2 separate regions of the Homo sapiens genome follow, and region 2 is linked to region 1. The links are chromatin loops, found by intact Hi-C in ENCODE. Cell type or tissue: heart right ventricle. All regions are shown on one strand. Each heading gives the region's core, and the rest is flanking DNA. Links, peaks and the distances in the headings are about the cores only.

Region 1 (16,686 bases), core at 6,322-11,321:
ACTCTATCCATTCTAGCTACCTGTCTATTCATAATTCATACCTCACAAATCATCCCCAACTGTGGCAAAGCCGTAGCTTTTGTTACATGTGAGAATAAAGATCTGAAACCATAAATGGCTGCAGAGGTGATCTACTTTGGAACTATATAAGTGACATTATCTGAGAGCCCTGGCACACAAAACACTTCATATCTTTTGGGGCTGGTAGGAGTGAGAAATAGGCTTGCACAGTTGTGTAAGTGGCTGCCTAAACATGATGAGGACAGGTAACACCACAGATAGACATCTGCAATGCAGGTCATCAGAAGAAAGACAGGAATGCCCACTGAAAAGGGCATGTAACAAGTAGAATCCAACAACAGACCGGTGTCACAAGAGGATCCTGAAGGAGTGGCTAGGGTTAGAGGTGCAGATGAATGTGAGGTCACAGGGGATCACCACTGTTCTCCTCCAGCTGTGGAGGGGTTTGCTCTGTCAAGTCAAATACGAATGTCTTTATCATGATGCAGAAGTGGCAGTTACACTTCAGTTTTGCATAAAAAATATAATATTAACACATTCTTTGGGCTAGAAGGCAGCTTATTTTTTCAGCAATGACAGCTCTACTCACATATACAGGCTTAGAACAGTCAGAGGATGTAAACTCTTGCTCATCCACCAGCAAGAGTCATCAATCGGCAGCTCTGGCAGAAGCACTTTGTCCCAGCACTAAGCAGAACTGGCCTGTCCCTGAGAGCTCCGATGGAGCTGCCTTAGAAGATTCCAGGTAATGATGGCCCAAGGGTGGCTTCATGCCCTGCCCCAGTTCTGGCTCAATACAACCCAAACTGACCCAGCAAGTAATGATGGTACACACATGAAATAAGCCCAGGAAACAGCTCTGCCATAATTCTTTGTGACAAAAGCTGACTCGACATGCTGATTTCCAGCCCAAGTGAAACAAAATGGTCCTGTGTACAACCAGCCTACACATTCTGAGTATTCACCGTTCCACCAGGTTTATTCCTTAATCTGGACGCACTAAATGCACTCCCCTCTAAGTCCCTTCATCATTTTCTAGCCATCTTGCTTCTCTCTTAAGACTTGTATTTTCTATATAGGTTCACTGCTAAAATAAAAATACTGCTAACAATTAGTGGATCTGCATAACTCTTATAGAAGAGACTGATTATTTATACCATTTCTACTTTTCCAAACCCACTAAACTGTTCCCTAACTTTGTTTTTCTTAACTATCTCAACTGTTTGAAATCTGTTTCTGTTCTAACATGGTTGCTGGTTAATCATCCATTCTTGTCACTATTTGTTTTGTGCCTCAAACACTCGACTCTTTAAAATAATGGTGTGGACAGAGGAATAAACAAACTTAGTTTCTCCTCTACTCTTACAACATGCTTCTGACACCAGATGTGTGGGTTTTGTTTCCCCACATATCAAGCAAGCAAGCAAGCAATTTTGCAGTGGACACAGCTGGCTGTTCTCCAGTTCAATTCAATTTGGTGCCAATATCTACCTAGAGATAGTGTCAGATCCTACAGGTTGAGGGCTTAGTTTCACAAAACTGCTCCCCACTTAAGACATGAGTCACAGGCCCCAGGTTGTGGTATGTGCTTCTAACCCACCGGCTATAAATCGGGATCTCCACAACCCCCTCCTTGGGTTTGACTCATTTGCTACAGCAGCTCACAGAACCCAGGGAAACAGTTATGTTTACTACTTCATTATAAAGGATGTTTTAAAGGATACAGATGAAGAGATACACAGGGTGAGGTATGAAGGAAAGGGCGTGGAGCGTCCACGGCTTCTGTGCCCTGCCACCCTCCAGGAACCTGCACATGTTCAGCTATCTAGAAGCTCTCCAAACTCTGTCCTCTTGACTTTTTATGGAGGCCTCATTACATAAGCATGATTGATTAAATCACTGGCCACTGGTGATCAACTTAACCTTCAGTCCCCTTTTCTCTCCCCAAAGACTGGGAGATAAGGCTCAAAGTCCCAACCCTCTAATCCTCTCTTTCCCATGACCAGTCCCCATCCTCTAGACGTTTACTACTTTGGAGATTCCAAGGATTTTAGGAGCTGTTTGCCAGAAAACAGTGACCAAATATACACTTCACAATATCACTAATGGCCTCAAATTTTCCTTAATTTTGACTATTTTCCCATAAAAAAACAAATAAACAAATAATTTTTTCTTTGGTACCAGAGCATTTTTACTTTCCTGCTAGGCCAGGTGACAAAACTCTCACTCATTTTCAACCTAAACAACACAACACCCATCATGAACTGTCATCCTCCATTTCTATATTGCAATTCCAACATAAAGTGATGCTACTGGCAGAATTTTCAGTCTGTTAGGAGCAAGTACTGGTGAAAATGTGGAACAAGAGCTCCACACACACCGCTAGCAGGACGTCAACAATTTTACATTACTAGTGAAGATGAAGATGTACCTATCCCATGAGCAGAACTCCACTCCTAGGCATAAACCCCAAAGAACCATGCCTACCTGAAACAGGAAATACATGCACCCTGAGGGTTTAAGGTGAGGCTCAGGAATCTGAGGTATCTGCACTTTTTATAGGTCCACTGGTGATGTTACCTCCTCCCCTGCAGGGGTCTTGGACTGAAGGCTTACAACCTCAACTCACATCTGTTTTTGGAGTCAGGTGCCCCCAAGGCTCATGGCTGCAGCCAGGCAAAGCTGCTCACTGGAGAGGGGTAATGGGGAATTGCACATCCATCGGAGATGCTCCTCCCTGGTCAAAGGTAACTATTCTGAGGATCTGGGAAAATCCAGCACAGTATCAGCATGCTTTTGCTCACCAGCTGCCTGCTCTTCCCTCTTGGTCACCCCTAGCTGTCTGAGCAAGATGTGGCTCAAAACTCACCTCACCTAGTGATGGGCTTGGGTCGGCATTGGCATCATCCTCATTTTCAACACAAAGACCTAAAGTGCCCACCCAGCCCTGGTGCTGCTATGAATGTGATCCTCCCTGGCTGAAAGAGGAAACATCTAGGTGGGGCTTTAGAAGGTAACACTGAGGGGTGAGCCCTGTGAAGGCTGGCCTTTATTAAGCAATACTTTCAGATGAGGATGAGAAAGTAGAATAAAGAACTTCTTCTTGGTGGGGCGGGGAGGGGCTTTCTGCCTTCTGGTGTGAAGCTGCCCTCCCTCCTCCTGCTCTGTTCTCCCTAATGAAAGTTGTATAATGGTGCTCTGTCACCTGCACTTCCATGCATTCCTCCTGCCAAGAATGGCTTCTCTCCCCATCCCTACATGAAGCCGAATGCCTAACTCTGTCCATTGCCATCACTCTCCTATTTTGAACTGAAGTGACCCCAGGGCAAAGTACCAATGACCATGTTGCTATCGTTCTTTTAGGTTTAAAGATACCTACAAGGTGTCAAAAGCTCTACAGATTCCACTGGGCACCTGAAACCTGTCCTGCCCTTCGGCACCAGCAGTGCACGGAGGGTGGAGACAATCTGTTTAAATTGTTCACTGAGGACAGTGCAGGGCTCTGGCAAGATGCACATGCACGGGAGATGTGGAGGCTCTGTTGAGAGGAAATGGAGATGATGATATGAGATAAACACAAATGGAGTCTGGAATGGGGCTCAAGGAGGACATACAGGGAGCCCATCTCCCCACAACTTGGCCACATGCCCACAGCCCTGGCAGGGTTCTGGCTCCTGCCTGGGGATGCTGTGGTCCCACTGGAGCTGCCTGCTGCCTGCCCAGCCGCCTGTCTCATGAGAGGCCCCGCCGCTGGGCAGTTCATTATTTGAGTGGCATGTGGGAGAGAAACAGAAGTGATTTTTCTTATAATGGTTTCAGTTCCACTCCATCAGTTTTGAGGCAGGTTTCCTTCCACTTCTCTCCTCCTCCTGCTCTCTTCCTTTCTCATTCCCTCAGGGTGTCAGAAGTGTACAAAGCCATGATTAAGATGAAGGGTTTCTATTTTGAGTAGGTGGTTAAAAAGATTCTGGTTTCTTCCCTGTAAAATGTGGATTATGCCAACTACTATAAATTACTGATAGAAAGTTACTGATACTTGACAATCTTTTGTTGTTGTTGTTGTTAAGATGGAGTCTCACCCTGTCGCCCAGGCTGGAACCCAAAGGTGCAATCTTAGCTCACGGCAACCTCTGTCTCCTGGGTTCAAATAATTCTCCTGCCTCAGCCTCCCCAGTAGCTGGGATTACAGATGCCTGCCACCACGCCCAGCTAATTTTGGTATTTTTAGTAGAGATGGGGTTTCACCATGTTGGCCAGGCTGGTCTTGAACTCCTGACCTTGTGATCCACCCACTCGGTCTCCCAAAGTGCTGGGAGTATCTCACTTTGGCCCCTATCTAGTAAAAGCTTATCAACTAAAGGTTTTAAATAATTGAAAATGCTCAGTTAAATAAATACAGATGAAACCAACTAATAGACTCGAGAAAAAGTCTTCAAATGAATCCTACTCTTGGTCAAGGACTTCCCCTGTTGGGAATTATCCTGAGAACAAAAATGTGCAGAAAGATTTAACAACACTCATTTCAGTGCTGTTCATGATAATAAAAAAATTGGATACAATCTAGGCACTCAGAGGATTAACAAAGTAGGGTATCATACCAGATTCCTATGCAGCTGTTAAAAATGAGAACACAGCAGGACATTAACAATCCTGAAAGATATTAATGAAATAGTGAAGGGAAATATACAAGTCACAAAACACGAGGTAGAAACATAACTACTTTCCTTGCTTCCAATCTTGCGCTCTATACCCTCTATGACAGTCAGAGTCATCTTTTTTTAAAGTTACTCCCAGGCTTAAAATGGTTTCCTATTGTCTTTGGAATGAATTTAAATGATATGGTCATCCTGCTCTGGCCCTGGCCTATGTGTCTAGCCCCATCTTCTGTGGTTCCCTCTTCACACCTCCTCCCCAGCAACACTGCACACCTTTCTGTTCTTCTTTGAACACACTCTGCTCTGTTTTACTTCAGTGAGTCTGCACAAACTTTCCCCTTTGCCTGAAATGCTCTTCCCCAAAATACTCACACAGCTGGCTCCTTCTCAGGTCTCAGCCCAGATGCCACCTCTCAGAAAGGTTTTTCCTCTTTGGGAGGTGGAGGCAGGTAGATCATTTGAGCCCAGAAGTTTGAGACCAGCCTGAGCTACATGACGAAACCCTACTTTACAAAATACAAAAATTAGCTGGGTGTGGTGGTGCTCACCTGTGGTCCCAGCTACTTGGGAGGCTGAGGTGCTCAAGGAAGAACCCTTGAGGCAGGAAGGCAGAGATTGTAGTGAGCCATGATCGTGTCAGCCTGGGTGACAGAGTGAGACCCTGTCTCAAAAAAAAAAAAAAAGAAAGAAAGGTTTTTCCTGGTATCAGATCTTAATTGCCCATTGCCTGGTCACTCTTTCACATCACTGTTTTATTTGCTTCATGGCATTTAACAATCTCAGAAATGGTCTTTATTTAGGTGTTTTCTTGTTTATTATCTACCTCCACTCATGAGAAAGAAAGCTCAATGGGAGTAGAGGCTTTGCTGGATGGTATACCCATAATGCCCAAAACTGTGCCTGGCACAGAGCAGACACTCAGTGGATGCTAATGGCTATGGTGAGATGTTTATGTATGTACACACAGAGTAATGCATACGTGTGCATCTGCATAAAAGAAGGACAATAAGAGCACAGCATAAAAGAATATCTCAGGATGTTGAGTTTTGGATGGTTTTAAGTTTTTTCATTTTGTTTATATTCATTTTTTATAACAGTGTGTTACTTTTGAAATAAAAAATAATAAACCAGTTTTTTTTCTTTTCCCTTTTAAAGAACATGGTCATTCTAAGAAAATGGTGACAACAGCTGGCTTAAAACTAGAACCACAAGATGCCAGAATTAGAAAAGATCTTAGAGGACATTTGGTCCAATCCCACCTCTCGTTTCAGCAGAATGTGCAAGAAACTAGTCCAGTGTATTTTTCACTACACTAGTGGTTTTCGAACTTTATGAGCATGAGAATTTCCTGAAGGACTTGTGAAAACACAGACCACTGGGCCTCCCCCTGAGAATTTCTGATGCGGTTGGTCTGAAGCAACATCAAGCCTAAGTCCTGCGTTCTGACAAGTCCCAGGGTTATGCTGGCTGTGCTGGTCCTGGGCTACACTCTGAGATCCACTAGGCTATGCCATATTGCCTCTTACGGCTCCCTTAGAAATGTCTTGCTCTTTCTGTAGGAATGATAGTGATTAAAATAATCCCCCATGCTAAGGAAAACCCTAGCTTTCACACCCCCTTCCAGAAGTTCCAACTGAAAAAGAAGGGAAGCAAACAGGGATAAGTAATTTTTGAGAGCCTCCTCTCCTCCAGGCATTGTGCGGGATGGTCTACATTTTACTTGTTTGTTTAATCCTTTTTACTATAGAAAATCTAACCTCAGAGAGGTTAAGGAACTTCCCTAAGAGCAAACCACCAGGCAGTGACAGAATCAGATTTCAAATCCAAGTCTATCTGACTATAAAGTTTATGCTCATTCTCCAACTTTCAGAATGAAAAGCTGGTGGCATTCAGAGTGGCAAATCAACATCTTCCAGTGTAGAAAAAAACACCCTTAAGAAATTGTAATACATCACGTTGTTAATGGCACTAAAAGCATATACACTGATATTAACATCCAATCATTTCTCTGGGTCTGAGGGCCAGGTTTATTCATTAACATGATATTCAGCAACTTCTAACCCCAAAACCCCAGAGTAAAGATGATCCAAGTTGATGCCTGGCTTATTATTGCAAGCCTTCTGTGAAGTAAGTGGGAGAGGGGGAATTTATCATGGATCTCAGCTTCCAACAAAGGGAAGAATTTGCACATGTTCTGTGCAAAAAGGCCCTAATAGGCTTTGCAACTGAACAGAACTGTTCCACTCTTTGAAGAACTAAGTTTAAATTCAAAGGCTAAAAGCCAAACACAAAGATGGGAATATATCATTTACCATCTTATGTCAAAAGTAAACTAGAAACTAGTTATTGCTCCATTCCCATTTACTGAAGAGGACATAAACAAGGGACAGAGAAGTCCGGGTGACAAGGTCCCCATGCCTACAAATACCCGTGCAACCAATGAGTTACAATTTGTCCTACGTTTTGGTCACACACGACCACAAGTTTGAGAAAGTGCTATAAATATTGAGATCACAAAGGGGCTTGATAAGAATCTTTTTTTTTTTTTTTTTGAGAGGGAGTCTCGTTCTGTTGCCCAGGCTGGAGTGCAGTGGCACGATCTCGGCTCGTTGCAACCTCTGCCTCCCGGTTTCAAGCAATTCTCCTGCCTCAGCCTCCCGAGTAGCTGGAACTGCAGGTGCGCGCCACCATGCCTGGCTAATTTTTGTATTTTTAGTAGAGATGGGGTTTGGTTATGTTGGCCAGGCTGGTCTTGAACTCCTGACCTCGTGATCTGCCCACCTTGGTCTCCCAAAGTGCTGGGATTATAGGCGTGAGCCACCGCGCCTGGCCAAGAATCTTTTACATCGTAGTTTTGATCAGAATTCCAAAGAACAAGGTTAACAAAAATGTGGCTTCCTCTATCTGTATCCCTGTATTTCTTACTTTACATCATGATTTTTCTCCACATGTTTTATAACAGATCCCTGAGGCAGCTGTATAAATGGGTTTTACATGAAAATAAAATGAAATACTTTGAGTAATTCTGGCGACCGCATCAGAGAAATGAGGGATTCAACTGAGACAGCTCACGTGATCAGTCCCTTCCTGTGTCCTGTGCCAAGGGCCCTCGGTGCCTCTTCTTTTGGAAGCTCATTTTCTAATTGTGACCAAGGAAACTCCTGTATATTTGGTTAGCAAAGACAGCCAGTGGAGACCCTGAAAGGAAGATAAGTGGGAAAGAAGGAACAGAGCAGAGTAAATGCAAAAAAGGACAAGAGGATCCCAGAGATCGGTACCAGCACTGTGAAAATCTGATTCCAATGGTAACTTTGCTCCAAACACAATTATGAATATGTTTAAGATCTGGAGTGACTGTGGTCTCCTTGGTGCAGCAAATCAGTAAGGTGGACCACATTCACGGCCCCTCATTTGTTAATGTCTGAAAAGATCTGGCTCTCTTACTCCCAATAAAATGCAAAGGATTTCATTTATTATAGAAAAAAAGTGGCCTGAAAGATCTTGCAGAATGAACCCTGGGTCTCCAAGCCGATGAGCTGTCTTTGCAGTCAGCTTCTGACTTAGGCATCTCACATGGGACATGAGATTGGACCGCACAGTATTACGTATGAGCAAATTCTCTTTCTGCTCCCAACTCTTGCCCTTCATGAATAGCTGGAGAAGAGCCATCTTGCCTTCCCCAGAGGAATGATGCAGCTGCAGCTGCAAATGCAGCTTCAGCAGCCGTTATCCTACTGTTAAATGTTTGCTTTTAAATATTACATTGGCCCAGCAAAAATAGCTGTCTCGTCTTAGCACTGGGGACAAAGCTTCATATCTGCGTTAGGGCCCACACCTGTGTCCTAGCAGAGATTTCAGAAAAGGCATTCTCTAATTTCTCTCTGGATGGACAGTGACTTATTCCTTAAGTTTCATAACATATATTTCTGCAGTGGATGGCTGCTCTTGATTCTCACAGATTTCACAGTGGCCTTCAGCCTGCAGTGGTTTATGCAGAAGACAAAAGAATAGCTACTTGGCAGATAATACTCTTCAGGCCTTAGGGAGGGCACTCAGCTGGAAAGATCTGTTTTTGCTGGAGATCGGAAGTGCTTTTCCAGCAATTATTTGATCTTTCCTGGGAACTTGTTCTTTGGAACAATCTCCCAGTCTGGTGGGAACACATGGACTCCTATTCTGGTCCCAGCATTATCACTAACCAGATGTGTAACTTTGGAAAAATCATCAGGCTTTTACTACACGTCAGTTATCTCATTTGCCTGGTGGGAATGATGATCCATCCCCTGCTTAATTAATGAGATTTTTGTAAAGATAAAACAAAGTGGTATATGCAAAGGTATTTAGAAAATTTTCCTAGTGAGGAAAAAACCCCCAAAATACAAATATCACCTAACAATAAATATGCTTTTTATATCATTAGTGGTAAGTTTTCATTTTTTCTCTTAGAATTAGGTAGGAATACCCTTATGCAGAGGAGAGGTAGAAAGTACAACCCCGGCAAAGAATATTGTCATGTTCTCCTTATTGCTTGGAAAAATAAAGCAAGGAAAGTGGGACTGGAATACTTTAACATCCGCCCAGAAAAATCTGCTTTTGCTAGGGCCACACAACATTCTGGTTCTTATTTGTCTCCTCTTTGGTGGTCCCACAAAGAAGGCTACTGCTGCAGTGTTGAATGAATGAGTGAGTGAGTGAATGAATCTATCCATCCATCCACCTACCCACCCATTCACCCATCATTCATGGGCAAATACTATGTATCCAAGCAGTGTGCACAAAATACAGACGCGAATGCCATCTCTTTCACTGAAGGGTGTCCAGCCCATGGGAGAAGGCAGACAAGGAAAGGACCTGTTCTCTCCAATGTAGTAAGCCTGCTTGCCTGAAGAAACACATACAGTGTTCTTGAAGCTTGGGCATGTGACTCATCCCTCCTGCAAAAGCTGGGATGGGTTCTCAGAGGATGGGCATCTGAGTGGGGCCTGTGGGAAGGACTGGTGAAAAAGGGGGTGCGCAAGGGGATGGGCAGGGTGCTTTGCAGGCTGCAGAACAGCTCTTACAAAGGCATGGATTCAGGAGAGAGGAGCATGCCAGGGAGCAGCTTTGTTTGGTGTGACACAAGCCAAGAATGAGCGAATGCAGGTAACTAGAGAGTTAAGCAGGGCCCAAATGTGAAGGAGGGAGCAGGCCACTGTAGTTTCTGAGCAAGAGTTGCACAATGGATTTGTATTTCAGAAACAGTGCTTAACAACAGGCAGCATGTTCTGGAGGGAGAAGGTGAGCAGGTAAGTGAAAGATTTAAAATTTGATGTAAACATCTGCACATTGCAACACAGAACACTTTACAAAACATCCTGGCTTAAGAGCATTCTCTTCCAAATTCTGAATTAACACAGCCCACAATACACTGGGGAGTGAATACACTTATACCTTCCAAAAAAATGCCTTCAGTAATGTTTCCCCTGTGCAACTTATACAACATTGATTTCCCATGTAACTCTGGGATAATCTCCTGGGAAAAGGAAGGCACTGTATGTTTCTCAAATGTGGGTGACCACTGTGTATTGCAGCACCAGGAAGAGTCTGAAAGGAACCCACGTACCTGGTACAAAAAGATGGTGATAGTGATACCTGGTAGCTGTCTTTCAAGAAAATAGTTCATAAGTGAAAGAGAATTTCTAATAATTTGAGGAGGTTTAGCAAGGCGTGTGGATTTTTTAGTTCCCTCTTCTTTTTTTTAAAGTTTAGGCATAATTTATCCACAGTGCAATGTATAAACAGATTTAAGTTTACAGTTCAATGAGTTCTGACAAACGTATATACCTGTATAATCTAAACCCCCATCAAGATCTAGAACATTTTCATCACCCTAGAAAGATGCACTGGGGTCCCTTTGTAGTCAATTCCATCCCAGGCAAACACGGTTGTGATTTCTACCACGACAGATTAGTTTTCTCTGGTCTAGGGTTTCATATAAAGGTAATCATACAGTATGTATTCTTTGTGTCTACTTATTTTATGTGGCAAGTTTTTGACATTTGTCCATGATATTGTATATTCAGTAGTTTATTGCTGCTGAGTGGCATAGTAGTTTTTATTGCTTTATCCATTATAGTAGCTTTTATTGCCTAGTAGTATTCCATGGTATGAATATACCACTACTTAGTAGCTTTTTAACAGTTCTCTCTTTTGCTAAATAAAGTATGCAACTGCCTACTCATGGCAAAGCAAAAAAGAAAAGGCATGGGTGTGTAAGTTCTGGTGAAGTCACCAACTATTCTCTATGCTATCAGGCATTAAGGTTATGAGTGGCTTCATCTTTAGAATCCTCCAACAGCAACAAGGGCTAAAACGTCAGGTAAATTAGGACAAACAGAGAGAGGGTAGAGGGAGGGAGGCAGGGAGAGAAAGGAAGGGGGGAAGGAAGAGAGAGAGAGAATGAGAGACAGAGAGAGAGAGAGAATCCCTTATATTGTCTTAGTGCTATATATTTGGATCACAGGAGCAGATAACACACAGCCCTCAAAAGAGAGACGCTAATTTACTGAGAATTTATGTACTCAATATAAATGGTTAGGTACATAATTTAGATAACTAAAATATTCTTTAAAAAATTAAAATGTGTCCACAGAAACCTACACATGGCCTGGGATTCTACATTGTTTTTCCCTGTAACTGTCAATACTCTCTTGTCCAAGTAGCACTTTAGTAAGTAGATTAAGAGAGTCCAGCAGTGAAAGGAAGTGGCTCAAAAGCATTTTCAGAATTCACCAGTTTCCTATGAGATACTTGCACCCATGAGTGTCAGGTAGCTACTTGGTGTGATTTTTGTTATATTCAACCAAGAGATAATACCTGGAAGCTTCAAGGAAAGCAGATGAGGTCTTGCTGAAAGGGCTTATTAAGCAGAGCCAAGAGGCAAGTCAAGGAAAGAAGGGAGTTAAAGTCTCACAGTGTAAAAACTCCATTTCCTTACTCTGTGGAACTGTTTAAAGCAGCATCACAAAATAAACAAAATAACATCTAAAAAGTGTATTCTGTCTTCTCCTGCGCAGCTGTCACAATTTACTATGAAAACCAGACATGAACGTGTTCTGATGACTTGAAACACATTATTTGGGTCAGCTCCTCCCCCTGACATTATACACTGCCTGTCCTCTGAAGTGAACTAGTCGCTTTGACTCCAGCATTCCCCTATCATTGGAAGTGATGTTGGTTTGCATGGCTATGCTAAAGACACAATGGAAACGAAAAGCTCTCAGCCCTGGGTGGAGCCGGATTCAATTCCAAGAATAATGCAGATAGTGTCCTTAAAAAAAGCTGGCAGGCTTCCTTTCCATTTTTCGCACCAGATATACCTATTTGCTATTTTTCTGAAGCAATTTAATATTTGTTGAGCATCAACGATATGTCAGATCCCATGCTTCATGCTTCATTCTTACGAATCTCCAGGATAGGCACTATTATTGTTCCTGCTTCAAAGATGAGGAAAATAAAACAGCCTCAGCGTCTATACTCATTCATTACTATTCCATGTGTTTCCTTCCCTCAGCCAGTTGGAAGTGGAGGTTGGGAGCTGTGAAATATGAGGCACATAGAAAGCAAGATGAAGACATAGAAAGCAAAATGACTTTCCTCTTTGATCTCCTTCCTTACATATTTTAACATTACATTCTGTAATTAGGTCAAAGCGAGACATACCCGTGTTGTGAGCTACAGCTGAAGTTTAACAATTATTTCTTAGAAGATTGTTAATTAGACTGACTTGGGGAATAGGTTTTGGAATACACATTCATTCTGATAGCAGTTATAGCACAAGACATCTCATAAATAAAAGCCATTTAGAACATTATCCACAGGAAACGGCTGCAGCTGGTAAGGGAACTTTTGACATTAAGGAAATGCAGAACTTCATGGAATTAGATGAAGACAGGAATATTGTATCACAGAATGACGCTATCTTAGCAGGAGCTGGACCATGTTTTCAACAGACACACTCATTTTATAGCAGTTCATGCTTGCTCACCTCTCTGGGTTTTCAGGAGACATGCATGGCGTATCAAGAGCAAAAATTCAAAGAAATGGGAACTAGTACTCAGAGACATTTTTGATCTCAAGGGTTAGGGGCCTGTGGTTTGGTGTAGAGCTTGGACCTGTTCATCCATATAGACCTGTGCTAATAGGGTAAGCAAGCACTAACCACATGTGGCTGGTTCAAGATGAGATGTAATGTAAGTATAAAGCATATAACCAGGTTTCAAAGACAGCATGAAAAAAGAATGTAAAATGTTTAATAAATTTTAAAATATGATTACATGTTGAAATGATAATATTTTACACAGGTCGTCTTAAATTTAAAAATATTAACATTACTTTCATGTGTTTCTTTTTGCTTTTTAAATGTGGCTACTCGGTAATTTAAAATTAATTACCTGTGTTGCCTGCATTTGTAGTTTGTTCTAAGTCTATGGGAAAGGACCGGTATACTCAGTAATTGAAAAGATTAATCCAAATTGAAGATTTGGTGCATTTGATCAAAAGTGGCAAACCAACTGCACTGCAATATGTTTCCTAGGAGGTGAATAAAATGACTGAACAGAAACATGCATTCTACCCTGACCTGCTGGTTACCTAAGGTAAACCACTCACTCTTCCTGGGCCTCAGTCACTATAATGGTTCATCCAGATCATCTCGGACACTTCTTCTAGTGCTGACATTTGGAATCTGTGGCAAATTCCTTAGGGCAGGTAAATCATGAGTGAAGGTGAACTTTAAAAAAACCTTAATATTTGCTCAATATTCATAGCCCCAAATATTGCCTGCTGATCTCTCACATGTGACATGCCTTTAAGTCTCTCTGGAGCAACAGCTAAAATTGAATGGCAATGATAATCATGTTTATGATACACAGACTGAGCTGCCCTACGGAAAAGAGGATGCTTGCTCTATGTACCCCAATGAGTGGGTTTTACTTGACAAGATTATATTAGTAATTGGTAATTACTTTTGCACCAGCCGAATACTTCTAAGATGGAAAAACTTAAATGCACCTTAATAATCCAACAAAAGCTTATTAAAACATGAACACAAAATATTCTAAAATATCCTCCCCTGAGGGAGGGAGAACAGAACCTGGTCCTCTTTTAGTTCAGGTTCTACCCTATTTCTTTTCATGTTCAAAGCATGTAATTATCTGCTAGAAGTTATTCTGCATCTCCCAGGCAAATTATATACTTTTTGCATGATTGTAGAGTTTCTCCTTTTTCTTTTCCTTAAAAGGTAAAAAACTTAAATGTAGATAACACAATTATAATAGGGTAAAACTTTCAGCACAATGCTAGATAAAAACAAATATTTTAAATAAATATATGTTCAAAATATATGTTCAAAATCTGTGTGTGGAAACAAATATGGAATTAAGAAATGACAGGGATAAATGACCTACATGATGGAAAACTCGCTTATGATGGAGACCTCTAGGAAGACTGCATGATTTCTCCTGGAAAAAAAAAAAATCCCATAATTTGCATCCCCACATCTGTAGAATTTCCCTGTTACATCCAGTTTAAGTCTGACATCTTTAACTTCTGATCCAAGAGTGACAGCATGTACAACTGCTACTAACATATATGTCCGTTTTGAAGTAGCTCCTGCCTTTATGTACTTGGCTCCAGATTCCTTCCATTCTGACTTTCTGCAACATAACCGATACAGTTTGCATGTATGTCTCCGTCCAAATCTCATGTCGAATTATAATCCCCAACTTTGGAGGTGAGGCCTGGTGGGAGGTAATTGGGTCATGGGGGTAGTTTCTCATGAATGGTTTAGCACCATCCTCCTTGGTACTGTCCTCATGACAGTGAGTTCTTGTGAGATCTGGTTGTTTAAAAGTGGGTAGCACCTTTCTCCTAGCCCTCTCTCCTGCTCCCACCATGTGAGATGCCTCGCTTCCCCTTTGCCTTCCGCCATGATTGGAAGCTTCCGGAGGCCTCCCTGGAAGCAGAAGCCGCTATGCTTCCTGTACAACCTGCAGAACCACGAGCCAATTATACCTCTTTTCTTTATAAATTACTCAGTCTCAGGTATTTCTTTACAGTAATGTGAGAATGAATTAATACAATGACCATAAATGCCTGTAATAGAGGTAACCAAGTAAATATTTGTTGAGAAAAGAAATTTTAGGGATGCAGGCTCTTCCTCTCTCCTCCTTTCCTCATTTTCTTCCCTCCTTTCCTTTCTTTGTTGGCCAGACCACCTAGATTCATGCCAGTACAATTCATGTCATTTTTTTTTTTTTTTTTTTACTAACATTGAAGGCAAGTTGGGAAATTTTGACTGAATTGCTGAAACAAAGGGCATGCGTTCCCGCCATTCCATACTTCTAAGGAACTTATTTTAAAAAGCAAGAAAGGGGCAGCAAAGTCACAGAACAATGAAAGGACACAATGGCCACCTTCACTTTTGTTGAGACTGGAGAGATGGGAGTCGTAGACATGAATGAGTGCAAGCCTCAGTGGGTCTATTGTGCAAAATAAGTTTTACTTGAAAATGGAAAAAATGACCCTGCATTTCTCTTTGCCATTATCTACAGAGTCACACTGGAAAAAAACACCAAGAGAAGCAAAGCAAAAAGAATAGTTTCTATTGGCCTTTCCTTGGCATTGTATACTTTTATTCCTTTATTCTTTTCTTGCTCAACCTCATTCCCAACTATTTTACTATTTTGGGGGCACTGGGGACAGAACTTCTGGGAAACATAACACGCATTAGTCCATTTGTTTTCTCTGTGAATTCTTTTCAGCATCTTTGTGTAGCAACAGGAAGGATGTGGGCTCCCTTTCAGATTCAAATGAGGCAAATCAGCCCTGGCTCAGGTTGACAACATCATGTTTATGTTACACTGTGGCCTCAGAACGCCAGAACTGCTGTCTCTAGGTAGAATGGCCATTTTGTCCTGGGGCTTAATGTCTATTTTTAACATCAGATCCCTAGCCCATGTCTCACAAAAACAACAAACAATTAACAACAAAAACCCCCCAAAACTGCTGACACAGTATAACTACAGCATACTATTTTATTAAGAGAATTCTGAGTTTTAGAGTTGAAAAGATCAGTGTTTTCAAGGTATTCAGAGATATTTTAAATCATATAGGACAGATGTGCAGAAGTGGCAGTGTCTCCATTCAAATTCTTTCTTTTTTTTTTTGAGACAGCATCTTGCTCGGTCATCTAGGCTGGAGTGCAGTGGCACAATCACAGCTCCCTGCAGCCTCAACCTCCTGGGCTCAAGCTATCCTTCTACCTACGCCTCCCAGTACCTGGGACTACAGTTGTGCACCACCACATGTAAATAATCTTTTTTTTTGGTAGAAACAAGGTCTCACTATGTTGCCCAGGCTGGTGTTGAACTCCTGAGCTCAAGCAACCCTCTTGCCTCGGCCTCTCAAAGTGCTGGGATTACAGGCATGAGCCACCATGCTTAGCTTCAGATATTTCTTAAGCTTTTAGAATGTGGTAGGAAAATCCTACCATGTATTTTTCTCAGATTTATATTCCTAAGCATGTAAATCAAGGAGTAATAAATTTATAATATAAACAAATATAAGACTTTATTTTATAAAACTGGATGTTTATTACTAAGGCTTCTACCAAAAGTTCAAAGCAAAACCATGGAAGAGAATGTGGAGTGGTGCTAGACAAATATGTTAATACTGAATTTGGGAACTGAGTCTATTATTAATTCTATTAGTCCAACTTCGTGATCTTGGCAAGTTATTTATCCTCTCTTAAACCTCAACTCCATCCATTCCTCCATCTATCCATCTACCCATGATCCATCCAACAAATACATCCTCTCTACTAAATGCTCAGCCCTTGGTGAATTAAAAAGATGAATAAGCTATCAGCCCACTGGAGCAGCTTTTGATAAAACAAGTGTACAAATAATTCTATGCAAGACAATTGTCAGTTGGAAGTTGTAGGGTGCTAACAGGAGCTTAGTGGAAAAAG
Region 2 (16,686 bases), core at 7,149-12,148, 55 kb after region 1:
GAATGAAGCATACAGTTATAATAATCATGTCTTTCTTTTCTTACTGGTAATGAGTCCCTGTCAGGTGATCACATCACATGTATCAGGAAAAAAAGAAAATAAAACAAAAACTCTGTTCTGTAGTGTACTTGAATTCTTCCGACTTGCCCTTTTAAATTAAGCTGTTCCTAAGATCTGCAATCCACAGTCTGAACAGAAACACTGCTTTGCTATGATGCAAGCGCAGCTGCTGGACACGTCTAGCTCTCTTCCAACCGGATTACTACTCCCAAGTCCCTCCAAGTAGACATTCTGGAGTGGCTCTGGGGAAGGCCCATGAAATACACACAGTATCACAATGCTGCCAAGATCAAAGTTAATAATGATGTGTGCAGAGCCCCTTGAGTTTAGGTTGGCTACAATATCAGAATCCCAGAACCTTGGGGCTGAACGGAATGTTAAAGAATAACTAGTCTGATAGTTTTTAAGCTATTCTTTAGTATCAGAACTGTGTGTGTGTGTGTGTGTCCATGCCAAATGTGTAACAATTATGCCAAAAGATATCCAGCTAGCACACCACATACCTGGAGAATCCATTATAATGGGAACCATTTTATTTCAAAAAAAAATTCTTTTCTTGTTATTGGTAGTTCTGAACCTTAGATACACACACACACACACACACACACACACACACACACACACACACACACACATTCTGAAGGGCTCAACTCCAAAATATTAGATAAAAGTGCAACAGAACAGCTCTGGTTCAAGAGGGAAAGGACTCAAACTCCTACCTCCATGGCCATCCTCCTGGCCTACCTGGTACTTCTGGGTAACTCTAAAGTCCTAAGAACACTGAAAATCTCAGATCGAGTCTCCCACCCCTAACCAGTATCTGAGTCTTCTCTCACATCTCTTCCAGCCCACGTGCACGTTCTCAATGTTGCAACACTGGAGACCAAGGGCATCTACCAGGGGTTCCCTACCAAGGACCTGTTTTATCCACCTGCGCCTCCCACATTTTGAATTATCTCACTAACATTGCATTTTAAAGTAATAATTGATTTATTTTCCCAGCTCTGATTTGGAGTCAGGGAGATCTTGATCTGAATCTCAGTTCTGCTAAGCTTGGTAAACTTGGAAAAATTCCTCAATAATGTGAAGTAGTAAGCCTGGTAGAAGCCTTCCTTCTCTCTCTTGGCTTTTTATTTCATCAACACAAATCTCCATCAAAAGAATACCTAATACCTAGGAATAAGTCCAACAAAAGATATGTAAGACTTTATGCTGAAAATGACAAAACGTTATTGAGAGAAATTACAGAAGACCTATATAGAGGGTTGGGCCATGTACATGGGCTGGAAGTCCAATATTTTTATATGTCAATTCTCCTCGCAATTGCATCTTAACTGAACCACCAATTTTTTTTGTTTTTAAACTAGGTCTTTTTTTTCTGATGGAAATTGACAAGCAGATTCTAAAGTTTATAAGCAAATGCAAAGGGCCAAAAGCCAAGTTAATCCTGAACAAGAGGAACAGGGCTGGAAGACTTATTCTACCAGATACAAAGATTCACTATAGAGTAATAGTAAAAGTGTGACATTTGTGCAAGGCCAAACAGACCAAGAGAATAAAATAGAATGTCCAAAAATAGAGCTACACAGTCACCTAACTTATGCAAAGGTGACAATGAAGTAATAAATGTATAAAAGTATGCATAAATGTATAAAAATAAAATATAAATGTATAAAAATAAAAGTAATAAATGCTGGGTTCACTGGGTAGTATAGATTGAACCGTGTCCCCCAAAAAGATATGAAGTTCTAACCCCCAAGTACCTCAGCATCTGACTTATTTGGAAATAGGGTTGTTGCAGATATGATTAGTTAAGATGAGTTATAGTGAATTAGTATGGACTCTGAATCCAGTGACTGTCCTTAAAGAAAGAAAAAAATCTACACAGAGACATGTGGGGAAGACGGCCATGTGGCCACAGAGACAGAGGTCAGAGCAATGCAGCTGCCAAGAAAGGAATGCCAAGGATTCCTGGCCACCACCAGAAGCTGGGAATAGGCAAGGAAGGACTCTTCCCTAGAGCCTTCATCAGAGAGACCATGACCCTGCTCACACCTCGATTTTGGACTCCTAGCCTCCAGAATCATGAGAGAATAAATTTCTGCTGTTTTAAGCCACCCATTTTGTGGCACATTGTTATAATAGCCTAGGAAATGAATACAATGGGTATCCGTATGAAAGAAATGAATCTTAACTTCCACCGTATACCATGCAAAAATTAATTCTGGATGAAGAATAGAACTAAATGTGAAAGGCAAAATAATAAAGCTCTTAGAAGAAAACATAGAGAACACCTTCATACCTTGTAATAGGTAAAGATGTTTCTTAAAAGAGAACACAAAAAGTGTTAACCACGAAGGAAAATATAATTTGGACTATACTAAAATTAAAAATGTCTTCATCAAATGACATCAACAGAATCAAAGGGAAGCCACAGAGTGGAGAACATAATTGCAATACATATATACAACAAATAACTCTAAAAATCAATAAGGAAAAGGCAGACAATCCAATAAAGAAATAGACAAATACTCGAGAGGACAAAACAGAAAATCCAAATGGCCAATAAACATATAAAAAGATGCTCTAATTCAGCCATCAAATAAAAGCAAATTAAAACCACAACGCATTACCAATACACCTACAGGACTGGCTAAAATGATAAAGACTAAAACCATGAAGTGCTGGTAAGGATACAGAGCAACTGAAACTCTCATACATTGCTAGTGGGAGTGTCCACTGATAACTGGCAGTTTCCATTGAACACACACATCCTGTGATCCCAGATCCTGCCATCCAGAGCCTATCCTACAGAAATGCTACATATGCTTACCCACTGATATGCACAAGAATGATCCTACCAGTACTATCTCTAACAGCCCCAAACTCGAAATAACTCAAAAGGCCACTTACAAGAGAGGGGCTAAATACATCTTGATATGTTAAACAGTATTACACAGCAATGAAAATGAACAAACTACTACTTATAACAACATGGATGAATCTCCTAAATATAATGTTATTCTATTGACACAAGACAGTGCAAACTGGGGGACATCCAGGCTGTCCCCTAGTCTTGCGGCAGCTTGACCTCTGCCATCTGCTAGGTCCTCTCCTGCTTCTGGTCAATTTTATTTATATAAAGTTCATAATAGATAAAACCAATCTTTCTTGTTAGAAGTCATGCTATCAGTTACCCTTGATGGAAACTGGGGTGTATTGGGACTGGATGGGGACCTGAGGGGACTCCTAGTGTTTAAGTGACATTCTTTTTCCACCTGGCCGCTGGTTACAAAGGAGAGTTCACTTTGTGAACATTCATTATCAGTGCACTTAAGAATTTGTGCACTTTTCTGCATGAATGCTACATTTCAATTAAAAAAAAATCATCTCAGGGCGAACACGATGAAACCAGAAACAAAACAGAGCTCTTATAAGTATCGAAAGCAAAAAAGCACAGCAATTTAATTTAAGCAAGATAATTTGAAAATTTGCTGCACTAAAAGCTTAGAAGTGCCATTTCATTAAATTACGTTTTTTAATTCACTTTAAGATGAATGTCAGGCCAAAGCTATTTTATTACTATATGTTAGGATGGCATGAAGCAAATAGTCTCAAAATAAAATAATACACATCATTTAAATTTTATCTTACTGATTTTTTAAAGTGAAGTTTCGGATATTCAAGCCCATTTTTTTTTTTCCACATTAGTTAAAAACCGTTTCCTGGGGCCTTGGTTTACAGTCTGCGCATCCCCAGATGAGAAAGCCCTTGGGATAAACGGGTTTTCCCTCTGTGGCACAAAGTAGGCACTCAACATTGCTCTTCCAGAGTCAGTCCATAAGATCGGCTCATTCCTGCCAATGGAAGCAACAACAGCTCAGCCTGCCTTTGCACTGTCACTCTGGATAAATGCATAATTTCTGTCAGTCTGAAATAGTGAAAATAACCATTCCCACCTTTGTGAATTTCTGGGGCTCTTTAGATCCCCCTCTGGAATATACATGGTCATGAGGTCCAGAGTCTTCACCCAGGCTGTCCCCCAGTCTTGGGGCAGCTTGACCTCCGGCTTCTGCTAGGTCCTCTCCTGCTTCTGGTCAGTCAATCCATTATCATTAGCCATGTGCTCCACAGAGCTGCTCCACCTACCACTGAAATAAATCCCTTGGAGCATAGAAACCGCGTGGTCACACTCTGGCTTTCTCAGACACTTTTGTTCTCTTGGACCCTCTGGGAGGGGAGGAGATCTACGCAGGCACCGAGATGGACATCCTGAGACTGCAGGCAGCCCCCACAGGAAGTGAGAGGCAGCCACACACACCTCGGCTTGCATTCTGGGTTGCGAAAGAAACCATGTGGGGACTGTGGAGACCTCACTCACCCTCCAGCCTGCCCCTACCTGGGAGAAGATCCCGGGGCAGGGCCCCTGCCACTGAGCTGCTCTCCTCCATCCGCCATGAGGACACCCGGGCCTTTCTTTGGTCACTCTGTTTCCCTGGATATTAGCTTCCCAAAGGAGAGCCCTCCTTAAATTCAAGCTCTGTTGTTTTTGCATAGACTTTTCGGTGTCAACTCTATTCCTAACTTCACCATCTGACAAAAAATTGTGTGGGTCCTTTAAGAAGGTCCCCCATCCCTAATTAGAGTTCTCTGGTAAGAAGATAACATATGCTTTTTAAATAACTTTTGATCATGAATGCCACAGAGATTTTCCTACTGAAAACACAGAGGAATCACAAGGGTCAAATAAGATAATCAGTTCAAAATGTACATGGACAGAGGAAAATCACCTAGGTCAATTCCTCGAGAGTCTGCAGCCAGAAGACTGAGGCTCTACCAGCAAGGGCAGTGGTGGGCAGCGGTCAGCAACCCCCAGCCTGCGGATCAGATCTGGCCTGCTGCCTGCTTTTGTACAGTCCATGAACTGAGAATGGTTTTTACATTTTTAAATGGTCACAAAAAATCAAAAGATTATTTCATCACACATGGAGATTATACAAAATTAAAATCTCAGTGCCCGTAAGTAAAGCTTTATTGGAACACAGCCATACCCACTCGTTTCCATATTGTCTATGGCTGCTTTCACACACAACAGCAGAATTGTCTTGATAGAGACTGTATGGCCCGCAAAGATGAAAATATTTACTATCTGGCCCTTTACAGAAAATGTTTGCCAACCCTGGGCTAAGGTGATGTCTGTGTTTGCAGAAGGATGTCCACTCTGATTCTTACTGTTTTGTGCCTCTGGGCCTGTCTCCACACTAAGTCACAGGCAAGTCCTAATGCTGGTTTCAATTTCACACTAACCGGGTAAGCCAACACAACCCGCTAAAGCACACTCTTTTAACCTGTGGTCCCGAGTCAATTCAATGGGTCACAAAATTTAACTTGGTTGATTCTGCCCAGCATTTTCTTTAATGAAATACAGATAAAAATATCAAGGGAACTGTTATTGACTGAATTGTATCCCTCCAAAATTCATGATTGAAACCCTAAACCCTAGCACACATCAGAATGTGACTATATTTGCAGACAGGCCTTTAAAGAGGTAACAGAGTTAAAATGAGGTCATATGGGCAGACCACAACTCAATATGACTAGTATCCCTATAAGAGGAGGAGATTAGGACACAGATACACACAAAGGAAAGGCCATGTAAGGACAAAGAGAAAAGACAGCCATCTACAAGCCAAAGAGAGAGGCCTCAGGAGAAACCAAACCTGCTGACACTTTGATCTCGGACTTTTAACTTCCAGAGCTGTGAGGGAATGAATTTCTGTTGTTTGAGCCATCCAGTCTATGATACTTTGTTATGGCAGCCATAGCAAATTAGTACAGGAATCACACAGAGCATTATTTTGTGGAGTTTTTGTTTCACTCACACATGTGGACTTGTGATATAAACATGTATTAAATTATTTGTGTCACACCAAAATAAATGGAAGAACACTCTACCAGAGGGAGAAAAATACATGTTTGGTAGCAAAATCAGAAACAGAAGGGTGTTCTAATTGAACCAAGACACAGAAAGAGAAAAGAGTACTGAACATATTAGGCACTTTGCATATATTATCTCATTTTAGTCCTCACAGTAACCCTACGCAATAGGTCTTCACCTGATAAAGAAACTAAAGCATTGAGAAGTAACCTACTGAGGTGGCAGAGCCAGATCTGACTCCAAAGCTTATGTATTATTTCTCATGATGAATCAATTTCTATTTCTATATTCCTGAGAGTAGGTTGAGATTGTAGTTAGGCAATAAATAAGGGAAACGATTTATAAATAATAATAGCTAACATTTACTAAATACTTACTGTGTGCCAGGTTCTGGGCTAGGCTTAACATAAACCTCACTTTATCCTTATTAATAACCCAATGGCTTAGACTCTATCACTATTTTTTTCAGTTGAAGAATCTGAATGTAGAAGAAATCATTTAACTTGGCCAAGATGACAAAGCTGGTAAGTTGAAGACCCAGGATTTGAACCTTCATTAGTCTGACGTTTGAGCTAGAGCTCTTGCCCACCACAAATGTTCTCTTTTAATTGTATTTATTGCCAATCTAAGTACAGCCATGTGCCACATAATGAAATTTCAGTCAGTGACAGACCACATATATGACAATGGTCCCCTAAGATTACAATGCTGATATTTTTTACTGTGCTTTTTCTATGTTTAGATACACAAATATTTACCATTGTGTTATAATTACCTACAGTATTTAGTACAATAACATGCTGTTCAGGTTTGTAACCAGAAGCAGTGGGCTATACCATAGAGACTAGGTGTGTAGTAGGTTATACCATCTAGGTTTGTGTAAGTGTACTCTATGATGTTTACACAATGACAAAATCACCTAATGATGCTTTTCTCAGAATGTATCCCTGTCCTGAAGCAACGCGTGACTGTACATAACTATCTGCTGGTGGTCTCCAATTGAAGAAAAAAAATGCATACTTTTTATCATACATCCAATAAACACTAACTGAGCACATATTATGTGCCAGGCCCTGTTCTGAGAGCTGGGGATCCTGCCATCATGGTGATGCTATGGGTAAGAAACCTTAATGATGTAACCACACCATGCTGATTGAAATCCCCTCGTGGGTAAGGGGAGTGGCAGGTAAGATTCAGGTGGGTTGAAGGCACAGGCCAATGAAATTGCAGAAATTGTAGAAAATGAGATGATGAGTCAGGATTACTAAACAGAAATTTTTAGTAATTTTATTTAATATTTATTGTATCCAGGTTCACCTGTCATGTGGTCATGTCTTATCTGGAGGTTTTTCAATGGCAGGGGCTATATCATACTTTAAAACACCCACCTCAGTGCTTGGCATAGTGCATAGTAGTTTGAATTTACTATTTTTTTAATAATGTTGTTTCCAAGAAAGATGTACAGAAGTTACTCAGGGATTTTCAGATGTAATGACAAGAGTCAGACAATCCTTGGAAAGTCTCAGTAGTGGAGGATAGATCATGCTGCATGTTATCAGGGTCATGAGCAAAGAAATAAATGTTTAACTGAAACAGTTTTAGTTAAATCAAATGGGAAACTAGTACGATGGCTAAGCAATCAGAATGAGTGCCTGGTAACAAAAATGTGAGGACAAAAAATTAGGCTGAGTGAAAGGAAAACAGGATACGGAATATTAAGATTTTTAATGTATTTGTGGCAAATAAATTTTTCCTAAGGTTTTTTTGCTTTTAATTTAGAATTTTTATGTATAGAATTTTTATATTTTCACCAAACCTAGTAATCCTTTCATGAAGAAATAACCAGAGAAGTGAGCAAATATTTTCACTCCAGAATGTTTAGTACAGCATTATTTATAATCTCAAATATGAGAATATTTAACTGCATAGTAATAGGATAGTGAATGGTTAAATAAATTAGTCTGCTCACACAATGGAAAACTTCAGTTATTATTCAATTACATTAGAAAACAATCACAACTTAATATTAAATGAAAGAAGCAACAAGCTCAAAATCAAAGTTTCATATATATATATATATATATATATATATATATATATATATATATATACACACACACACACACATGACACACCCCTCCCAAAAACGACAAAATAAATACATCTTTTTTCTTTTTTTGAGATGGAGTCTCACTCTGTTGGCGAGGCTGGAGTGCAGTGGCACGATCTTGGCTCACTGCAACCTCCGCCTCCCAGGTGCAAGTGATTCTCCTGCCTCAGTCTCCTGAGTAGCTGGGACTACAGGCATGTGCCACCATGTCCAGCTAATTTTTGTATTTTTAGTAGAGACGGCGTTTCATCATGTTGGCCAGGCTGGTCTCAAACTCCTGACCTCAGGTGATCCGCCCGCCTCGGCCTCCCAAAGTGCTGGGATTACAGGTGTTGAGTCACCGTGCCCGACCCTAGTTTAAATACATCTTAACATTGCTATCTCAATATGGTGTGATTAAGAGATATTTTCATTTTCTTCTTTATAGCTTACCAAATTTTCTACAAGTAAAATTTTAAAGTCAGGAAAAAAAAGTTATTTAAATAAGTTTAAATCAAAGAGAAAGTATACACATAGCACCTCTACTGTGCATCTCTAATTTGCTGAAGACCTTAGCCACCAGAGGCCTCAACCACACTGGCACATGTCGCAAATTCTGGTAATGTTATTTTAAATAAATATATTCATATATTCCTAAACTCGCCTGCAAAGAGGTTTCAAAACAGATTCAGCAGTGGCCAAGGGCAGTCCCCAGGATGAGATGACACATTTTAGTGAATTCTTTGACTTTGACAATACATTCATTTAACAAATATTTACTGAGTGCCTGTCATGCTCCTGGCACTCCGTTAGGTACCAGGGGGTCAAACTGGGTCCCCGGGAACAAATGACCCATTGGGCTGACATTTGTCCTACATACCCTGATCCTTGCAAGATGCGGTGGAAGTCTGGGCTGGGTAGTAACTGGGCAGACCTGTTCTCAATTCTCCCACCTCATCTGGGCTCTGACCCTTCCTGGATGTGTGGCTCTGAGAAAGGCTGGCTTCACCTCTCTGGCTCTGGCTGCCTCATTTGTAAAACAAGGATAATCCTGACCCAGTTCGTGGCACTGTGGTGAAGAATAAACAAAAAGCGTTCTGGGCTTGTTTTTATCTATACAGTGCCAGATGGATTCTACATGTTAATAGCTACTGTTGTTTCCTTCCTTTGAAAATTGTATATTTACTCTTTAGGAAACATAAAGGGTCAGAAATAAAGTTCAGTGATTAAAGGGATATTCCATATTTTTCTTCCTCAGAATATCCAGATTAACAATTACAGAAATGAACACCCATGTTTCCAACCACAGCCAAAAGTAAAGTGGAACTGGAAGATCTTGAAACGTTCAGGAACCATTCCAAGGACAAATCTAGGTGAGATGCTACCAGTCATTAGGGAAATAGTTCAATTATGATGAGCACTTCAAAAATCTAATAAGATTCACTTACAGTTTTTCCTCTCTCCCTTTTAGGAAGGGTGATTCTAAAAAAGCAACGTTCAAAAATAAACAAGTTTTTAAAAATTTAACATTTCTAAGAAAAGACTCAAGGGCACAGGAAGGATGCCAACCATATGTCCAAATCAGAAGTAAATGTGCAGATATATCCTGTCTCTCTCCCAAACTGAACTCACTTCCCAAACATTGGGAACATTTGTAAAAATTAGAAGATGAGGTGGAAATAGAGGTGGGGAGAGGGAAAAATACAGAGACATTAAAATGGGATGTGCCTAGTTGAGATGTTTCCCTTTACTGGCTATTGACATGACTTAATAACAAGTGTACCAATACACTGACAGAGAAAGTGCAACTCTAACCCCCTGGTGTTCGCATTTTATGTGAAAGATTAAGGATATTTTCCCAGATACATACTACTAATTTCTGACATCTTCCGTCTCCTTGTGGTCCTTTCATCAAGTAAGGATTGGTAAATGGTATTAATAGGTTCAGACAGCTTCACAATATCTGGACTAAAATCCCCCTACCCCTCAGTTCTCCGTTTCATGATGCTGCCTGTCCAGAGCCACTGAGGCAGGGCAGGGCACAAGTGGTTCAGGTGAATGGACATCTCCACTGCCCCCTGTCTGTGAGGCTGTCACTTGTGCAATTCCCTTCTTACTGCACCCATGCCTTGTCCACCCTTGTTATGTGGGAGTCCCGCACACGCCAGCTCCCCTGTGGAAACGTGCAGGGAAGGCAGCCACGGGTGACATTTCCAGCACTGGTTAAATATGGACAAACCTCGCAGCTTCCCACCCAGGTAGGGCAGTCCTGTACAAATGGTAACCGGCAGGGTTTATTCCGAAGGACACGAGTGTGCCATGATATATTCAGTAGTTGCTGTACTTTTAAAAAGGGAGTTGTAAAAATTATCTTTAAAATGCTTGTTGATGCCCTGTGGGTATGAGTCACTTTGTGAAGCAGGATCAAAATGGATTCTCTATTACGGGTTTCTGCTGGCTCTTTGATTCTAAACAACTTTATTAATGTTAATAGGAGTTATATACACATCAATGAGAGAATAAATTCCCAGGGTTTAGTGGAGCTTCCATTAATGATCTGTAATAAGCAACGTAAAATGCTTTCAAATTTTCTTTCAAGTAATAACACGGTACCCCAGAAGAGCTGAAAATGAGGCACAGGTCTCAGCACAGGGTAGGAAGGATCCGGGGGATGGGAGAAACAAGGCTCTACAGCTTGTGGGAGGCTCTGTGGGACGAGTCCTCACAGCCACTCACGGGAGTGGAGCAGGAGGGATGGACACAACTTGCCGAAGGGATATTGAATATGAGGAAGGGAGGAAAAGAAAACGTACAAAAAGTGAGCTTGATGCAGAAGGAATTTACTATGATCTAAAACGGGAACGACTGCAACCGCGCTTCCTAAATCTGTCACAGGCTCATCCCATTTTTTTCTGAGCTTAAGTTAATACTATTCACTGGCTTACAAAAATACCCACTAAGATGAAAATGGGAATTTAAGTTCCAAGGATGATGCCACAGAATTCCTAATGAACAGGTTATTTTGCAGTGACACAGAGCTCTGCCTCAAATGTCTGGAAGCCCAGCTTTAGATTTAACCCTCTCCTGCCCACATCTCCAGTTCTCTCCTCAACTCTTCTCATGGGAAATCAAATGCCAGATTACTGATATCCCCAGAGGATAGCAACCCATGGGGGCTGCAGCAGACAGACAAGTATAAATGGCAAATGACTAACTTCCATGATTTAAGAAAAGAATAGAGCAAAATTTGAATCTAAAAGTCTAATCACTATTTGCTCGTTCATACTTAGTCACCTTACACTTCCTTACATTTCATCCTGATGCTTCACAGACAGTAGAAGGACCTCTGCCAACAAATTACAAGTCCACAACATTAAGGATTAGATGCACAGTGGGAGAAGAATGGGGATGTGTACATTTAGCCACTGAGAGTCTAGTTTCATACCTGAGAGATCTGGAAACACTGTGTGCACCGCTGGCGATGCTGCAGGTGGCCAAGCAACGCTCAAACCACTGGCAACAACAGGGTAGTATCTTGATCTTCTGGCTCAGTGGTCACTTCCCACACAGCAGATTTTAGAGCACTTCAGGTTTAAGGGGGTACTGAATTTACATATTCCAAGGTAAACCATGGCCATCATCATCAAGGCAGAGCTCCATACACCGTGTACATTTTATTTAGAATTAGGTGGCTTTTCAAAGGAGCTCCCCATTTTTCTTTTATCACCTGCCTAGTTGCCAGGAAGCAGAATAAATGCCAATTCTTACGACATGTAGTTTAATTGAACAAATATATATAGACATTTGTTGGCTAGGGAAATGATTGGTTGGATAATGCTGGAATACCAAAATTCAACAGAACTTCCGTACCAGCCACTTAGACACATCAGTGAATACGTCGTTCACTCTCAATTCTCAGTAAACTGGGGAGTCTCTCCAGTAGTCCAGATCCTACTAGAAAAACATAAGCCACTTATAAAAGTAGCAAGTGTATCTGAGACTGTGACAAATGAAAACAGTGCCTGGGTTGTGCACTGTTTTTGTCTTACTCCTTCCTCTCACTTCCATTGGTATTAGACATACATATATATGGGTGTTCTGTGGACAAACCATATGTGAGCATTCTTTGAGAAAATGGCTTTGCCTCCATCTCAGCTCCCCACAACTCCTGGCTTAAATCTGTTAGGCACCAGGGGAAGATCTCTGTGTAATGAATGACTAAACAAGGTGCAAGACACTGGATAGATGACAATGAAGGGAATAGAGAAGCACCAGACACCATCTCAGCATTCAAAATGTTTGTAGCCTACTTGGCAGATAAGCAATATACATATCCCACATTAACTAACAATGCAATACTGATATGGTTTGGATCTGTGTCCCAGCCCAAATCTCATGTTGAATTATAATCCCAGATGTTGGAGGTGGGGCCTGGTGGGAGGTGACTGGATCATGGGGGCAGATGTCCCACTTGGTGCTGCCCTCATGATAGTGAGTTCTCATGAGATCTGGTCATTTCAAAGCATGTGGCACCTCCCCCTCTCCTCTCCCACTTCCCCCTCTCCTCTTCCTCTTGCTCTGGCCATGTGAAGTCCTGGTTCCCCCATGCCTTCTGCCATGATTGTAAATGTCCTGAGGCCTCCACAGAAGCTGAGCAGATGCCAACATCATGGTTCTTGTACAGCCTGTGGAACTCTGAGCCAATTAAACCTCTTTTCTTTATAAATAACCCAATCAGGTAATCCCTTTTTTTTTTCTTTGAGACAGAGTCTCGCTCTATTGCCCAGGCTGGAGAGCAGTGGTGTGACCTTGGCTCACTGCAACCTCCACCTCCTGGGTTCAAGTGATTCTCCTGCTTCAGCCTCCCGATAGCTGGGACTACAGGTGCCTGCTATCACACCCAGCTAATTTGTATTTTTGGTAGAGACAGGTTTCACCATGTTGGCCAGGCTGGTCTCGAACTCCTGACCTCAAGTGATCCGCCTGCCTCAGCCTCCCAAAGTGCTGGGATTACAGGCATGAGCCACCGTGCCTGGTCCCAATCAGGTAATTTTTCATAGCAGTGTGAGAACACTCTTTCTGGCTGAAAAAAAAAAAAAAATTCATTGGATTTACAATGCAGCATCTTATTCCTTTGTGGGACAGGAACGTAGTAGAGCCACAGTCCACTTAACCACTATTTACCAACATAGATGTAGAGTGGGTTTCTTAAATAAACTGGGAAAAAGTCCTAGATTTCTCAATCATACATGATTTTCTTGGCTAGGAAATCGTATAATCTGGGACCAGAAGATGACCAGAATCTAGTTCTTCTAAGGGAGAAAAATGGAAATCCAGCAGCCTAGCTGTTTACCCACTTTTCTTTATTAAAAAGCCTCCACCTGCTTTGAAGACTGTTCACAAGATCCTCCAACTGCCTCAAAACATCTGCTTCCCACTAACCCTCAAAGGCCATTTGGAGTTCCAAGGCCAAGCTCCTGCTTCATCCCTTGAGCACTGCTTTTGGCTAACTGGTAGTATTAATATTCTGGATATTCCAAATCACTCTGCCCTTCAGGGGCACTCCTCTGAAAGTATTAATTCAATCACTTCAAATATTTGGGCTTCATTATAACCTTTTTTTCTCTCCCAAATCATGCCACTTTTATGGCTTGACTGTGGAAGTAAGGTTTTACCCCACAATCTTTTTTTTTTAAGTCAACCGGTAACATTAATAAATGTCCAAGAGGTTTTCTTATTCCTAAACTACTCTGAATTGAGGACTGCAAATTATAAAACTGATCAGATCCCAGCCAGTTTCATTCATCATATATCCTCAGCTGTTTAGTTTCACATTCTGTTTCATATTCTCCAATCTGTGAAGAGTCAAGTATAAATACTGTTAGTATCATGGAAGGAAGTAATCCACTTCATAGTGTTTTGAACCAGTGACTCCTGGGGCATGGGGGTGTGGGGTAGGTGGGGAAAGACCACAGAGATAAAGGGTTAACACAGAAACTTGAATAACAGTCTTTGCTTATGGCTTTGACTGGCTAACATTTAACACCATTGCTCCTGAGATTAAAATGAAACAACTTGCCAAGGATAATTTCATTCTTGCAGCCAACAGCGCAAATGTAGAGTTTCCTGAAGGAATAATCTGCGGAAATGCACAGCTTCCCAAAGCAGCCATGGTATGTTAATATGGGATATTTTGCTTTCCAAGGAAACACCAAAAAAATATCCATAGTGTTAGGAATGGAGCAAACCACATGAGAAGAGAACAGGAAAAGCTTCTTCTCTCCCAGAAATGACCTCCTCCCCTCAAAATGGTTTCCCACGTGCTAATTGACTGCGGGGATGAGACAGTGTGGATACAGCTACTAGTTTCACTTAAGTCTTCTTATGCTGAAACCCACAGTTTACATCAAAAGCTGCTAAAGTAAACCAAATAAACCAAAATGGAACATTTCATTCCTGTGTATTTAAAGGCAGGAAGAGACATCATCGTTCTGAAAATATACGAGGGCCATGCTTAAGGATTCAGAAAAACAGGCCAAAGTCAGGCTTGAAGAACACCCACATCCCCTGTGATCATAAAACCCTCAGATTTTATGGGGGAACTGGGGGGAACTGGGGAACAGAGACCTCAGCTTTAGAAGCGGCACCCTCTGTTCTGGGCATTCCTTTCTTCCCAGGTGGATGCTGTAGAGGTCCCCAGTAGCTCATAAGCAGACTACTGGGACTGCGGCTTTCCAGCATCCCTGTTCCACACAGGAATAGGATGCTACATCGCAAAACCAATGAATTTTTTAAAAAATCCAGAAGGAGGTAAAACTTTAAGTTTCTCTTTCATTCTATTGAGTAGCTGGATTTTGGAAACAAACACACCATGCCCTAAATTACGTCCAATGCAATAAATGGCACAACCTGAATTTTTGGTCCCTAGTCTTTGTTCACTGGGGTATAACACATAATCAGCCTCTTGGTAACAAGGGGATACTTAGGCAGTACTTACACCAACAGAAAAGAAAACGAGGGCTGTGACTCATAAGCAGTATGTGGTCCTTCCCACCAGTGGGTACTGTGGCGTTGTGTGGAAACTTGGAGGCTTTAATAAGAATCTGCTACGTCAGCACCATGTAATATAATAGAAAGAACTCAGTGAGGACTTCAGAAACCCTGATGCTGCTCTAGGCTTCGCTGGTCATTTCTCCTGTGATTTGAGTCACCACATCACTTCCTTAGTCCTCAGCTTCTTTATCAAAGTACACCAGGTGATTCTTATGTTTCTTCCAGGCCTCTCTGCCTTAAACCTAACCCAGGGGTTAACCTCCAGGAGTCCTTTTCAGCCTGCTTCAGCCTTTCTAACAGGCCTCCCCTTAATCTAGTGCCCTTTCTGCTACCCCGAGATAAACACCACATGACTCGAAGTGTGTTTGCCAGACAACTGTTTAGTCCTACAAGGCGTTTTACATGTATGGCCAAGGAGCAGGAACACTATCTTTGAAGGCTTCTTTTCTACCAGCGAAGAGGCTGGCAACCACAACCCCTCTTAGCCTTGGCATTCCCATCACTAAAGTGGGACAGACATCTTTCTCACGGAGCTGTCAAATATCAGGTTCTAAGCCATTGTGAACACTGCCAGATACAATTCATGATGTCTGGATAAGCGTGAATTTCAGATACACAATTTGGGACATACTTACATTAAAAATTATACATCGTTTATCTGAGATACAAATTTAACTGGGTGTCCTATATTTTGCTGTTTGCCAAATCTGGCAACTCTACACATGTGAGACGCTGCTGTTGTTGGTCTTAGGTACCAGGCTGCCTCACCAAACCAGTCTTTACGCAGAATAAAACAAGGGTCCATGTGGTTCAGGTTCCTTCTGCCCTCCTACACTGGCCCCCTTTCTGCTCCTCCTATCGGCTTCACAGCATTACACATCCCACCTGGCTCCCTTCTTCCTGAGGCACCTGAATTGTCTACTGACCACCCTTCCAAGCACAGCCCCCTCCCCCTTCCCTTGGTTGAACAAGCTGGCTGAATTAACTCATACACATGCATCACTGATCATTTAATGAGTCATCAGCCCCCTCTGAAACCACTGCTTTTTCTTTAAAGGTCATTTACAACCTCAAATTAAAATGACTGAATTACAGGCCGTGTAAAAGTTGAAGTGGAAAAAAAAGTAGGCAGAGGGGTGGGGGAAGCTGGGACCACTTAGGAGCTGGCTCTCACAGTAGTTCCTCCAGCGTGTTTCTGCTTTTCCTAGTCTTTTCCTTTTCTTCTGAGCCCACAACAGCTCTTGAGGCAGTTGAAGACCCTGTAGATAAGGGAAAAAAGGAACGGGGAAGTGGGATGGGTGCAGTAGGAAGCTGGGGTTTACGTGTAGACTGGTCACCACATTCTTCCCACGCAGTTCCTAGGGTGCCCCAGCACTAGCATCTAATTTAGATTGTAGAAAACACAAAGCCTGACTGAACTTTCTCCTTTTTAACCAGCTTGTGTTCGGAGATGAAATACAATTGCACGAGCTTGTAACTCCTGGAACCTGGACGTTGGTCAAATATAACCCCAGGGGCCATAAAGAACCATCTCTCTCTTTCCAGA

What was found. A loop is a pair of places that touch in the nucleus more often than their neighbours do. Peaks named below come from ENCODE experiments on the same cell type or tissue, not always from the same donor. Only the 100,000 strongest peaks of a DNase experiment are listed, where the experiment ranks them.
Region 2: it touches region 1 in a loop (2.2-fold over the local background); 13 of 110 quality-filtered maps call a loop at or near these places.

The regions. Positions count from the first base shown.
Region 1 is chr6:111,735,757-111,752,442 of GRCh38, forward strand. All of the region lies in intron 3 of FYN (FYN proto-oncogene, Src family tyrosine kinase), which reads right to left. Among named protein-coding and RNA genes, the nearest start is that of FYN, 130 kb to the right of the region's middle. RefSeq lists enhancers at 2,788-2,857, 15,212-15,784. In heart right ventricle, for the core only: no CTCF peak of the experiment used is centred there; a DNase peak (open chromatin) is centred at 8,355; H3K4me3 peaks cover 1,516 bases; H3K27ac peaks cover 5,000 bases.
Region 2 is chr6:111,789,604-111,806,289 of GRCh38, forward strand. The region is part of intron 2 of FYN (FYN proto-oncogene, Src family tyrosine kinase); the gene reads right to left. Among named protein-coding and RNA genes, the nearest start is that of FYN, 76 kb to the right of the region's middle. RefSeq lists an enhancer at 15,346-15,435. In heart right ventricle, for the core only: a CTCF peak has its summit at 10,179; no DNase peak of the experiment used is centred there.